Regions from separate parts of the Homo sapiens genome. Here region 1 is linked to region 2. Evidence: read pairs that join two places in POLR2A ChIA-PET (ENCODE). Cell type or tissue: GM12878. All regions are shown on one strand. Links, peaks and the distances in the headings refer to the core of each region. The heading gives the core; the rest is flanking DNA. Region 1 overlaps PPARG (peroxisome proliferator activated receptor gamma). Region 2 has its middle 40 kb from the start of PPARG.

What was found. ChIA-PET counts read pairs that join two places held together with the same protein. Peaks named below come from ENCODE experiments on the same cell type or tissue, not always from the same donor. Only the 100,000 strongest peaks of a DNase experiment are listed, where the experiment ranks them.
Region 1: POLR2A ChIA-PET joins it to region 2 with 6 read pairs; 2 of 35 experiments call an interaction of 5 or more read pairs at or near these places.

What each region holds. Positions count from the first base shown.
Region 1 is chr3:12,312,848-12,320,402 of GRCh38, reverse strand. The region is part of intron 2 of PPARG (peroxisome proliferator activated receptor gamma); the gene reads right to left. Among named protein-coding and RNA genes, the nearest start is that of PPARG, 28 kb to the right of the region's middle. In GM12878, for the core only: no CTCF peak of the experiment used is centred there; a DNase peak (open chromatin) is centred at 3,342.
Region 2 is chr3:12,245,671-12,253,225 of GRCh38, reverse strand. No RefSeq gene overlaps it. Among named protein-coding and RNA genes, the nearest start is that of PPARG, 40 kb to the left of the region's middle. In GM12878, for the core only: no CTCF peak of the experiment used is centred there; no DNase peak of the experiment used is centred there.

The DNA.
Region 1 (7,555 bases), core at 1,793-4,292, 68 kb before region 2:
TTAAATTAATGAAAACACATTATTACCAGCAAGGAAATAAATACTAGTAGATATTGGTATTTATTCAGACAATACCAAAAGACAAACACCACATTCTGTTCAGCTTTAATTTGTAGTAAGAAAGCAAGGACGCACATTCCTCTAGCGATACATACATGCATACATACATACATATATATATGCACGTATATATACATAAATGTCCAAGATGCATTTCTAACAACGCATCCTCAAAACAGGTTAGTTACTACGTGCTAGGAAACAATCAATCCTTACTGCAAAATGTAATACCTCTGTATGCAGCATAAGGGAGCAGTTTCCATTTACATTCCATCCCTTGAAGAATTACTTAGATTTGACCAGTGAGTGGGGCACTGATTAGCGTGTACCGGTGACTGTTAGCTCGAGTAAGTTACTCAACCTCTTTCTATTTTGATTTATTCATTTGGAAAAGATAAAAAAGTCAAGGCAATTATTACAGTAATACCATAAATATACGCCGTAAATTATTTCTAAACCCTTTATATATTTGATCTTACTTGATCCTTAACATAAACCTTTCTTACTTAACAGGTAAGGAAACTTAAACGATGGCCAAAGAACAGAAGAGGAAAGACAGTAGTAACTCAGTGACCTGGCTCCCAAAGCAGTGAATTTCCCTGGAACAACATGGTTAAGGTTCTTCCAAAGTATAACTAAAAGGTCAGCATCAGTTAAAAAAAAAAAAAGTAAAAATTGAGTATTAAATATCTCTATAGTAATAGGAAATTACTATTGTATGTAATTATCACAATACTTCATGAGTAATATACTTTATATTTCCAGTGAAAGTGACAAGAAAGATTTTGTGGTTTATTAGTCATGCCAGATTTCTCTACGTATTCATAATAGATTGCTTAAAAAATTAGGTCTTGTCAATTGTATTTATAATTTAGTGGTTACTTCTGTATATAAAAGTACTTCAATTTTACGACGCTATCTGGAAGAAGTTCAATAATAGATTTTTTATACTCCTACAAAATGATTGCAAAGCTCCATGGGAATTTAGATTTGCACAAGTTATTAGGATGTGACCTTTCCCTTAGATTTCTTATTTTAGGATCAACTTAACATGGTATTTCCCCAGTGGGAGCTGCTGTACTTCCTTCGCAGATAAGAAAAATAGCAATCACAAATTATAGTGAGCAAACTTAGGGAAACATACATCTCTGTGATGCAGACAAAACTGAAATCTTAAAAGGAGAGCACACTATGTATTCCTTGGGCTTGAGAGGAAAGCCATGTGGCTTGTTAACAAAAGAAAACAAAAGTCATGCCATTATGGTATTTCCCTGAAATTTATACCTAATTGTTTCTTGTCCCAGCCACCAAGTCTTATGACTTTTAAGGATTATTAAAGATGCTTACGTCACTAAATTTCCTATGTCCTGTCTAGTGGGAGTATAAAAGGTTAAAAATATCTAACTTTTAATAATTTAAATTATTTCAGATCACAGGATCTGGACTGAAGAACAAGAAGTCACAAGCTTAAAGGAAAAAAAAAACTAGAACAGTATGAAAGAGAACACAGTTGCTTTCCTTTTGCCCCATGGAACTAGCTTCCAATTATTGAGCACTTACTATGTAACACTGTATATGTATTATTTGTGATATATAAGTTATTGGCGGTACCCAAAGAACCAAGAATACTATAACTCAGACTGTAGAGCTCATAATTGGCTTTATTTATTTGAGGCAAAGAAAACTGTGGAAGGAGACACTGAACCCCCAAACAGAAAGTTGAGAATAAAAAGGAGAGAGTTTCACCCATAATCTTTTTCCTATTCATTTTAATATATTGTAAACATATAGTTTTGTATCTTAAAATTCTTATTGTATCTTTATTCTTAAATTTGTTTCTCAAATATTCAAACCACAAATTTAAAAATATTTGGTTTTAAATGAATATTTTTTAAAAACTGATTTGAACTTATCTCTATGAAAGTCCTACTTTGTTAAATCTGCATTTTCAAAAGCAATCATTTCTTCCTAATAACTAGCAACTTAGACTTAAAGGTGGTAAGGGACCCACAGCACAGTCTTTACATTTTATTTAAATTTGACATAGCCTCAGGAAATAATCTGTAACTTCTTTGCTATTAAGCTGGGTTTTTTAAAAAAACACCATTTGGGAGGCCAAGGCAGGAGGATTGCTTGAGGCCAGACGTTTGAGACCAGTCTGAGCAACATAGCAAGGCCTCATCTCTGAAAATAATTTAGCAATTAGCCAGGTGCGGTGGTGTGTGCCTGTAGTCCCAGCTACTCCGGTGGCTGAGGCAAGAGGGTCACTTGAGTCCAGGAATTTGAAGTTGCAGTGAGCTATGATTGCACCACTGCACTCCAGCCTGAGCAACAGAGGAAGGCCCTGCCTCTAAAGAATAAAAATAAAAATAAACCACTCACATCGTTCTAATCTCTAAACAACTATTGAAGCGCTTCACTCTCCAGCCTCCCACCACTATCATACACCCAAAGCCTTAAGTAAATGATAATTCATTTAAATTAACAGAAATCATTTAAATGTATTTCCAAAATATATTTATGCTTTGTATGTTTTGTTCATTTGCTATTAATATATCCTCCAAGCAATTTGAAATGTCATAAAATTAATAATGCAAGAGTAAGGTAATTAATTGCTCAAACACTTTAACAAAGAAATTCCTCTCTTGGCAATTTATCTGAAGAAAATATTTTTTTAATTGAGTGAAATATTTACATAAAGATATTCATGGTATGTAATGGTATAAGAATAAAACATAATTATACAATAATAAAAACACCAGAAGCCACCTAAAAACTGGCTTAGTAAATTACGTGCTATCACTAAGATTATGTTGCCATTATGAAAACTCTGAAAGCCAGGTAGAAATGAAAAATTTATAGGACCTAACAGTGAAAGAGGCTGAGGGCCAAGTGATGTATATACGGTAACTGTCAGTAAATAAAAAGCATACACATGTGAACAAAACTGGAAGAAACTACAGAAGAATAGTTTTTTTGTGTGGTTGTGATCTTTTTATTTTAAAAAATCAGCTTTTTAGTAATAAAAATGAAAAGAAATGAACAAAAATGAAACAAACCCGAAGGCCAAAATTCAAAAGCAAAAGTAATTTGTCTTCGTTCCTAATCTCAGTTCCACCTGCCTTTAAGGTTGGGGCAGTAAGCATTGCCTATGTTTCAACACTCAAGCCCTGAATTCATAGCATGGGTATAGCTAGGCAGAGAGTTTATTTACAGAGGGCAGGACTGAACTTTGCATGTGAGCACATACAGAAAATGATAAAGATCGTTGTGTCCTATTAGTAATTTACAGAATTGTGATTTGCTCCATCCAGTACATCTATAATTGAATTCCTCAGTCATAAAATCACTGAGACCAAACAAGTTCAGATATCTTTTATCTAAACCCTTTTCTCCCTCACCATCAGTTAGCATATTTCTTACGGGGCTTTTCTTCTTTTCATAGATTCATTTGTCTTAGTTATAAATTAACCCCAAAAGCAACTCTCCCAGCCACCCAGCTCTACTGTTTCCTGTGTACCAGATTTTTTTTAACCTCACAATTTATGGTACACAGGCCATTTAAACTGCCAGTTGGTAAATGATGTCCAGGAACCATCTTTAGATTTTTTAAAAAAAAAAAGGTTCCTAAGGATTAATGGTCCTCTAAGCAGAGATTCCCCTTAGAGCCAGACACCCTGGCAATGAAGTGGAATATAACTGCTGAAGACTTGTTACTTTTTTTTTTTAGTTTTTAAAACTGTATAAAATATACACAATATAAAATTTACCATTTTAACCATTTTAAGTGTGCATTCAATGGCATTAAGTACACTCACAATGTTGTGTAACCATTCTCCAGGATGCTTTCATCTTGCAAAACTGAAACTGTCCCCATTAAACACTAACTCCCCGTTCCTTTCCAGTGCCGCAGCCCCTGGTAAGCACCATTCCACTTTCTGTCTCTACGAAATTTGACTACTTTAGGTGCAACTTCTGTTATTTCTTGTTTCACCTAAAAAATGTGAACTAGTGCAGTTTGCTAAATTAGTTGAACATACACAAGAGTTACCGGCAAAAAAATTCAGGGTTGAATTCCAAATACTTCACATTTCATTTTTCATGTCAAAATGCTTGAATTTAGACCGCTCATTTTCAGACGCCAAAGTACGTACCTGCTCCTAACTTTGTCTTTTAAGAGTTTGCTCTTTTGATTTTAAACGGCTTTATGCTTTTCTAAAGTTAAACTGATTTTCTAGACAACTTAATGCTGTCATTGATTTCCTTTAAGAATGAAAGTTCCCGTAGTACTACTTGTATTCACTGAATTCCCAGACATTTTGCCTAGAAACAATACGGTCTGCTTCTCTCCTCTTCCCATTCAAACAAATATAAGACTACGAGTTCTAAATTCTTGTTCAAATCCTGTCTTGGGTAATGATGATTGGTGGATCAAGAGATTTTTTTCAAAGTATTGCATGAAATACTTTGACAGTTCTGGTGTGAACATTCAAATTAGACCCTCACTGTCACCAACAAAAAACACTGCTAAGATGTGGTTCCCGAGGAGGCAGAGCTTTGTGGAGTTATTCCCACTCACAGGTTTCTAGAGGGCTGTAAGCAACTGGCTAAAGTATTAAGTACACTAAATAGAGACCAGACTTGTAGAGGTAGGGATGGGAGTGTGTATGAGAAGGATTAGAAAATAGCTCAAGAAATAGTCTTGATGAAAAGAATGCCCCTGCATTACTCTGTTCTAAGATTTGCAAATGCAGAATCTTCCTCTATAAATTAGCGAAAATCTAATGAGAATGATTATTTAGTGACTCCATTGTGACCTTAAAAAACTACTTAACTTGAAATAATCTGAGGCTTACAGAAAGGTTGCAAAGATAGTGGAGGGAGTTCCTACATACCTTTCAGCCAGCTTCCCCCCAGTTACCACAGTGCAGTCCCAGCACAATTATCAGTGTTGATACACTGAAGCCAACATACAGCATCCACCTGAGTTCCAGCAACAGATGAATGGATAAAGAAAATGTGGCTCACATACACGATGGAATACCATTCAGCCATAAAACAGAATGAAATCCTGTCATTCATGACAACATGGATGAGCTTGGTGGTGATTATGTTAAGTGAAATAAGCAGACAGATACCACATGTTCTCACTCATATGCGAAGTTTAAAAAGTTGATCTCATAAAAGTGGACAGTAGAATAGTTGCTACTAGAGGCTGGGAAGGGCTGGGGATAGCAAGAGATTGGTTACCAGACACAAAACTACAGTTAGATACAAGGAATAGTTCTAATGATCTATAGCACTGTGGGGTAAATATAATTAACAGCAACCTATCGTATATTTTCCAATAGCTAGAAGAGCAGATTTTGAATGCTCCCAATACAAAAAAATGATAAGTGTCTGAGGTGATGGATATGCTACTTACCCTGATTTGATCATTACACATTGTATGCACGTATTGAAATGTCACACTGTACCACATAAATATGTACAATTATATGTTAATTAAAAATAATAATAAAAGCAAAAAAAGACCTAATAAATTGAGAATGGCACAATACTATAACTATTTGGATTTCACCAGTTTTCCTACTAACGTCCCTTTTCAGCTCTAGGATCCAATCCAGGATCCCACATTGCATTTAATTGTCATGCAATATTCTCCTCCTAATCTGTAGTGATTCCTTAGCAAAGATGTGTCTTTTATGCCTCTGACACTGTTGAACGGCGAGGGTCAGATATTTTGAAGAATGTGTTTGTATTTAGGTTAAAGCTTTCTCATAGTCAAATGAGATTAAGGATGTTTGGGAAGAATTCGAAAGGCATGATCTGTCCTTTTCAGGACATTCTATCAGGGGCATATGAGCTCACTATGTCTTACTATCCTTGATATTGACCTTGATCATGTGGTTAAGGTGGTGTCCATCAGGATTCTCCACTGTAAAGTTACTATTTTTCCTTTTGTAATTACTGAGTAAGTGGGGGCAGATACTTTGAGGTTATGCAAATATTCTGTTTCACCTTAAACTTTCACTCAATTAATTAATTAATTAATTAATTAATTTTTTGAGAGGGAGTCTTGCTGTTGCTCAGGCTGTAGTACAGTGGTGCGATCTCAGCTCACTGCAACCTCCACCTCTTGGGTTCAACTGATTCTCATGCCTCAGCCTCCCAAGTAGCTGGGATTATGGGCATCCGCCATCACACCCAGCTAATTTTTATATTTTTAGTAGAGATGGGGTTTCACCATGTTGGCCAGTCTGGTCTCGAACTCCTGACCTCAAATGATCCGCCCACCTCAGCATCCCAAAGTTCTGGGATTACAGGCGTGAGCCACCATGCCTGGCCCACCTCACTAATTTTAGTATTAGTGGAAGTTGCATGCAGCAATTACTGCTGTGGCTTTGTGACAACAATTTTCTATTTCCCTCATTCCTTTTACATTTATTAAAGTCTTCTACAAGAAAGAGTTCTTCTCCCCCCATTTATTTACTTATTCAGTCATTTATGTATATCAATTTGGACTCATGTGTATACATTTTATTTATAAATCAGATTATAATTCAATATTATACGTAGTTATTTTATTGATGAAATTGTTCCAGCTTTGGCCACTGGGAGCTCTTTCAGGCTGACCACAACATCCTCCAGGCTCAGCCTGTATTTTCCCTGCCCCAGCCTTAGAATTAACCACTTCTCCAAAGAGCTCTGGTTTCCTTTAAGGAAAAATGGTATAGATTGAGTATCTCTTATCCAAAATGTTTGGGACCAGAAATATCTCGGATTTTGAATTTTTTTGGATTTTGGAATATTTGCTTAACACTTACTTGTTGAGCATCCCAAATCCAAAAATCCAAAATCCAAAATGCTCCAAGAGTATTTTATTTGAGCATCACCTATATGCCCAAAAAGTTTGGAATCTGAAAGCATTTTGAAGTTCAGATTTTCAGATTTGGGATGCTCAGCCTGTATTTGGAAACCACGATCTAGTTTGCTACTGGGGAGTCACTGCTTCTAGGTCCTCTAGAAGCAGACAGAGTTAGCAAACATATATATGTATAATAACCCACATATATACACATCTCTATATTAATTTCTGTATCTATCTATCTGATGATTCTTTATTCAATGTTGTGGATTTCATTTATTTGCAGATTTCAGGAAAATGAGCTATTCTGTGATAGCTCATGATTTACCAAAATCAATAGTCCTAAAACTACATAAAACCTTAAAGTGACAGGTCTCCTTTTCCTTCCCAAAAAAGTTGGGGACTAAGAACTGTCTTGGAACCCTATAGTTAGGCCTCGGAAGGATAAATTATCCATGGTGGATATCCCGAAACTTTGGGAGCCCCTGGAGCCTCTGAAATCCTACCCCCATCTAGTCAGTTCCAGGAAGGAAGTAGTTTTAATGCCGGGTATAACTTAGCAATTCTTCCTCCTAGAATGGAGCACATTTGGCTTATACGAAGCTACTTTCTCCTTTGTGACCACAG
Region 2 (7,555 bases), core at 3,026-5,525:
TTCTCCAAAGGAATGAACTTCTCCTGAAATCAAGCCCAGAGCATTCCAGGAAGAAAAAACAACATCTGTAGAGATGCTGAGACAAGAACAAACATGGCGTGTGCGGGGAGCTTGCAAGTCGTTCAGCATGACTTAAGTGAAATGGAAAGTTCTGAGAAGAGTAAGCTGTCGAACTAGAAAGGTAAGCAGCAAACATATTATGAAAGGCCTGACCTGTCATCTTAAGGATGACATAAGGTCCTAATGCCCTCATCCTGCTGAGGACATACTGTGGATACATAGATATTATGTATAGCATATGTAAACGTAATACACACTTTAACATACTTTATTATAAAATAATGCACTTTATTATAAAATAACATACTTTATTATAAAATACTGCATGCTTATTATAAAACACTTGGAAAATGTGAAGAAATTTTTTTTTTTTTTTTTTTTTTTTTTTGAGATAGAGTCTCACTCTTTTGCCCAGGCCGGAATGCAGTGGCGCTATCTCAGCTCACTGCAAGCTCCGCCTCCTGGGTTCACGCCATTCTCCTGTCTCAGCCTCCCAAGTAGCTGGGACTACAGGCGCCTGCCACCGTGCCCAGCTAATTTTTTGTATTTTTAGTAGAGACGGGGTTTCACCGTGTTAGCCAGGATGGTCTCGATCTCCTGAACTCGTGATCCGCCCGCCTCGGCCTCCCAAAGTGTTGGGATTACAGGCGTGAGCCACCGCGCCTGGCCGAGAAATTTTAAGAAAAATAAAAATATCATGTATCATTCCATTAGCAAGATAGTATCATTGATGATATTTTGGTGTATTTCTTTCCAGATTTATTTTATGCACATGACATATCATGATTGAACTTATGTAGAGTGGTCTGCTTCTATCACTTAACAGTACATCTTCTACTTTTCCCACGTTGCTAAAATTCTTCCAAAACACAATTTTAATGTTATATGACATTTCATCTTAAGTAGTGCAATTGATTTAGACATTCCCTTAGTATTTGAAAACAGGTTGTTTTAAATTTTTTTCTTCTTATGAATAACAGTGCAATAAGTGCTCCTGTACATAATGCTTATATTCTTCACTGATTATTACCTTGGATGGTTTCCTTGCAGTAGAATGTCTGGGTCAAAAAGCAAAAACCTCAAAGTTTTCTTTCCAAGAATTTTCAAATTATATTCCATCAGGGTTGTGTCCACGTTTATTTGTGTCAGAGTATCTCGTTACACACTTCTCAACATTTAAAATTAAATTTTAAAAAAACTCTGCCAATTTGACAAGCAAATAATATCTAATTTTTTATTATTAATTGACAAATAATAATTGTAGATATTTATGGGGTACAATGTGATATTTTGATATGCATACATTGTAGAAAGATTAAATCAAGCTAATTAACATATCTATCACTTATCTTTTGTGTGTTTGTGGTGATAACATTTAAAATCTAATCTTTTAGCAATTTTGAAATATACAATATGTTATTATTAACTATGGCCACTATGCTGTAGAATAGATATCTAAAACTTATTCCCTGTTTGACTGAAACTTTGTACCATTTGACCAATGTCTAAACTTTCCCCATTCACCCCTCACCCCCAGTCCTGGTAATCCCTCTTTTTTTTATTATAGTTTAATTAATTTATTTAATCTAAGAACAAAATTGGACATAGGGTTAAGGCTTTGTGCAATACGTGAGAACAATGCAAAGAAGAATGGCTTTTATTCTTTGATGAGACTCCTTAAAAAGGTACAATTTCTAAATCCGTGACTCTATCATGGCAAAAACAACTTACTAGAAATGAAGTATTCACTCTAAACAGCGTCAAATAGTCAGTTAGATGAGATCTTTTTCAATGGGATTTCCTTTGTTATGTAAGCACAGCCTTATTTAATTTTACACATAGGTGAAACAAAATTTCTATTTATTTATTTTAAAGTATTTTCAACTTTTATTTTAGATTCATTGGGTACATGTGCAGGTTTGTTACCTTGGTATATTGCGTGATGCTGAGGTTTGGGGTAAAAATAATCCCCTCACCGAGGTACTAGGCATAGTACCCAATGGTTCACTTTTCCACTCCTAGCTCCCTCTCTCCCCCTAGCAGTCTCCAGTGTCTATTGTTGCCATCTTTATGGCCGTGAGTACCCAATAGTTAGGTCCCACTTATAAGTGAGAACATGTGGTATTTGGTCTTCTGTTCCTGTGTTATTTTGCTTAGGATAATGGCCTCTTGCTGCATCCATGCTGCTGCAAAGCACACGATTTTTTTGTGTGTGTGTGTGGCTGTGTAGTATTCCATGGTGTATGTGACCACATTTTCTTTATCCAATCCACGGTTGAGGTAATCCACCATTCTACATTCTACTATTATGAGTTAGACTTTTTTAGATTCTACATATAAGTGTAATCATGCAGTATTTATCTTTCTGTGTCTGGCTTATTTCACTTAGCAAAATGTCCTCCAGGTTCATCCGAGTTTTTATACAGAATTTCCTTCTTTTTAAAGCCTGAATAGCATTCCACTGGGTATACATACCACGTTTTATTTATTCATTCATTTGCTGATGAACACTTACATTGATTCCATATCTTGGCTATTGTGAATAATGCTGCAAAAAACATAGGGGTATAGATACTTCTTTGAAATAATTATTTCAATCCCCTATACCCACAGTAGATTGCTGTTTCATATGGTAATTCAGTTTTTAATTTTCTGAGGAACCTCTATACTGTTTTTCTTATGGCTATACTAATTTACACTCCCACCAACAGTGTACCAGGGTTCCTATTTATCTATGTCCTCACCAACACTTACCGTTCTTTTTTTTTTGATAATAGCCATTTTAGCAGGTTTGAAGTCATAGCTCATTGTGGTTTTAATTTGCATTTCCCTAATGATTAGTGATGTTGAGCATTTTTTTATGAACCTGTTGGCCATTTGTGTGTCTTCTTTTGAGAAATGTCTGTTCAGGTGTTTCTCCCATTTTCAAATTGGGTTGTTTTCTAGCTATTGAGTTGTTTGAATTACTTATATATATTGGATATTAGCCCCTTATCAGATGTATAGTTTGCAAATATTTTATCCCATTCTGTGGACTGTCTTTTCACTCTGTTGTTTCTTTTGCTATGCAGGAACTTTTTAGTTTGGTGCAATCCCATCTGTCTATTTTTGCTTTTGTTGCCTGTAGTTTGGAATCCTACCCAAGAAATTGTTTTACCTCTGGGTTTTCTCCCAGTAGATTTACAGTTTCAGGTCTTACATTTAAGTCTTTAATCTATTTTGAATTGGTTTTTGTATATGGTGTGAGGTAAGGGCCCATTTTCATCCTTTTGTATGTGGATATCCAGTTTTCCAAACCCCGTTTACTGAAGAGACTGTCTTTTCCTCATTGTGTGTTCTTGGCATCTTTGTCAAAAACCGGTTGACCATATATGCATGCATTTATTTCTGGACTTTCTATTCTGTCCCATTGGTTTATGTATCTACTTTTATGCCATTACCATGCTGTTTTGATTACTATAGTTTTGTAACATATTTTTAAATAAGGTAAAGTGATGCCTTCAGATTTGTTCTTTTTGCTCAAGGTGGCTTTGGATATTAGGGGTCCTTTGCAGTTCCATACAAATTTTTGGATTGTTTTTCTATTTCTGTGAAAAATGACATTGGAATTTTGATAGAAATTGCATTGAATCTGCAGATTGCTTTGGGTAGTGTGGATATTTTAACAATATTAATTCTTCCAATTCACGAATACAGGGTATCACCTTATTTATTTGTCTCATCTTCAATTTCTTTCCTCAATGTTTTATAGTTTTTAGGGTACAGGTCTTTTGCCTCATTGATTAAATTTACTCCTAAGTATTTTATCCTATTTTAAAAATTTTCTTGTAAATAGGATTGTTTTCCTAGTTTTTTGAATAATTCATTTTTTTGTATATAAAAATATTACTGATTTTTGTATGTTGAGTTTACATCTTGCAATTTGCAGAATTCATCAGTTGTAACAGTTTTTTTTGTAGAGTCTTTAGATTTTCTATATATCAGATTAGGTCATCAACAAATAGATAATTTCATTCTTTTCTTCCTAATTTGGATGTCCTTTATTTCCTTCTCTCGCCTTATTGCTCTGGCTAGGACTTCCAGTACTATCTTGACTAGAGTGACCATCCTCGTCTTGTTCCTGATCTTAGAACAGTTTTTGACTTTTCATCATTGAGTATGATGTTAGCTGTGGGCTTTTCATATATGGTCTTTACTGTGTTGAGGTACATTCCTTCTATACCTAACATCATGAAAGGATATTGAATTTTGTCAAATGCTTTTTTTTTTTTTTAAATTGAGACAGAGTCTCTCTCTGCCACCCAGGCTGGAGTGCAGTGGCAGGAATTGGGTTTTCTATTATTTTGTTGAAGATTTGTGCATCTATGTTCATCAGGGATATTGGTCTGTAATTTTCTTGTCTTGTAGCATGCTTGTCTGGTTTTGCTATCAGGATAATGATGGTCTCATAACATGCATTTGGAAGTGTTTCCTCCTCTTCAATGTTTTTGGAAGAGTTTGAGAACAATTAGCATCAGTTCTTCTTTAAATGTTTGGTAGAGTTCAGTTGTGAAGCCATCCAGTTCTGGACTTAATTTTTTTTTCTTTTTAGATATAGGGTCTTGCTATGTTGCTCAGGCTGGTGTTAAACTCCTGGGTTCATGCAATCCTCCTGCATCAGCCTCCGAGCACCTGGGATTACAAATGTGCACCTCTACACCTGGCTTGGGCTTTTTTTTTTTTTTTTTTTTTTTTAATGGAATGGTATCTTTTTATTTAAATATATTTGATAGCTAGTGAGGTAAACATTATTTAAAATGGCTGTTTGTATTTTTTTCTTTAAATCATTTGTTAATGACCTTTTCTGATTTCCTTATTACAATTTTAGTGTTTGACCATTAATAAAAGTGCCCAAGTGGCCATTTTTATGTATGGGCTTAAGTTGGGTATACCTAAGCAGATGATTAAAAAAGCACTCTGTTAAAACTTAAGAAGATCGGCCGGGAGTGGTAGCTCACGCCTGTAATCTCAGCACTTTGGGAGGCTGAGGTGGGCGGATCACGAGGTCAGGAGATCAGGACCACCCTGGCTAACATGGTGAAACCCCGTCTCTACTAAAAATACAAAAAATTAGCTGGGCGTGGTGGCAGGTGCCTGTAGTCCCAGCTACTCAGGAGGCTGAGGCAGGGGAATGGCGTGAACCTGGGAAGCGGAGGTTGCAGTGAGCCGAGATCACGCCACTGCACTCCAGCCTGGGGGACAGAGCGAGACTCCATCTCAAAAGAAAAAAATAAAAAACTTAAGAAGATCATGGAAGTTATTAAATTTCTTCACCTTTGTTCATACTCTACTTACCAAATCACAGTTACACTACAAATGGACAGACAGCCTGTGAGATAATGCTACTCATTAACCTGGGTAGAATTGTCTAAGTATGTTACTATTATATTTACTCTTTCCACGAGAGTTAAAACAATCAAGTGTATTTTGTTTAAAAGATTATATCTTCCGTCTTCTTTGGGGCTGTGGGCTGCTGGTAGGAGTGAGTATATAGAAATAATGATGACCACGAAAGATCTTTTTTAAGACCAGGTGAAAACATTCCAATAAAGATCTGAAGGCATGATTTGCCATAAAGAATTTCAATGCAAATAATCTCAACCAACCACATTTGCAACAGAGAAGACATATACAACATGAATTTGGAAAGACCTTTAGACGGCAGCTAGAATGTAGGATTACAAAAGAATTTTCTTCCCCAAATTGAGCCAAATGTACCAAATTAAGTGAAAAGAGAAAAGAACATACAATCAATGTTGAAACCATGTGAAGGTCTCCATTTCATTCCACAAACTTCAAAAACTATTGTCAGATATAACACAAATTTTATCCAACTAAAAGAGCTACAAGGAACAGGCTCTTGACTTTCTCTCAGAAGGAAATGCAGTGGAGCAATCAGTATTGAGTGAAAATTTCACTGAGGTTTTGGTATAAAGATTGTATATTTAGGTGACAAACAAAATGCAGAAAACTATCTTCAAGCCTCTCCCTCCTTAGATAAATAGATCATAAGCCTCATTTTGAACAACTCACAGAATTTACCCCTTTTTCCTTTTGTCCAGGTGGAAAGTGAAAGAGAGTTTTTGTTTGTTGTTTAAAGCAGCAAATGAAATCTCTGCGTGGAGGGAGGAACACTAGACCACATCACACTAAAAGTTGAAACACCCAACGCTTTCACACTAAGTGCACCAGCTCGATGGTTTACTCTGAAACAGGGGAACACTTTGAAACTCAAGAGGGCCTCGTTGCCTCAACTCTTTGTCTACAGGGACAGACCCTTTTCCCCCTAACTCAATAGAATGCCCTTTTGATTCAGAGCTCATTACAAAGATTGGTGACAAAGCTTCATTAACTCATCTGCAACAAGCCCCAACTCTCTCTTCTCATTCCTTCCTGCTCTCTACAGGCAAGTGAGGGATGGAGCAAAACCACACCCCATTCACATCCGCCCTTCAACACATGTTCTAAGGGGTGGATCCAAATATTACCCAGATAAACTCCTTGGAGTCAAGGAGAATTTGCCTACACTATCTTGGGGGCAAATAGTCCAGGATAGGACTGCTTTGTCAAAGATGGGTAGGCAAAACAAGTTGGATGCAGGACCATGCGGAAATTTGTTACTCTCCCCTCTACAAGCCCCCCAAAAGGAAAAAACAAAAAGCAACTGTGCAGAACTGGTAAAGAATCTAAACTTACCCCGGAAAGAGAAGAAATGCTTAGATACCATATCCTTCACACTCTTGAGAGATTAAAGGGAAGATGAGATAACAAAACTAAAGAATAAGGCCCCCAAAGAGCTGGAAATGTTGAGGAAAGAAACTGAGGAGAAAACAACACAGTCCCAGAACAAAAAAAAAAAAATGTGTCAGGAGTAAAAAAGCACAGAACAAACATGGAAAACCAAGTCAAAGACATATTCAGTGACAGGAGGAAACATTACCGCAATGATTACTTCAATTTGCACATCAAAGAGTCTTGGGAATATATAGAAAATAATCAATATCAGGAAGAATACTAGTGAAGCTGCTGAAGATAAAGAAAATTCCTACAAGTATCCCAAAAGAGAGCATCAAGCCACCTGCGCAGGGAAAAGGAATTCATTAGGTGGGCTCGAGACTTCTGCACAGGAACATTCGCCTAAAACAGTGAAGCGAGGTCTAAACGTTTTGAGTGAAAAGCACATGCCTGAAAAGTTCTATGCTCAATGTCATTCACTGGTACAGGCAACAACAGGCAGCCTCACAGAGGCAAGGATTCTGGAAGCAGACCATTTCTACAAAGTCTAGCTGTTGCCCAAATGCTCCTCAAAGTGGTCGTCTGGATTTCCACTGTATCATTTCCACTTTCCCGCATGCTTGTCAACACTTAGTATTCCAAGATTTTAAAATTGTTTCCAACCTGATGGACACAAAATGGTACCTCCTCACTGTTTTAATTTGCATTATTCTGAGGCGAA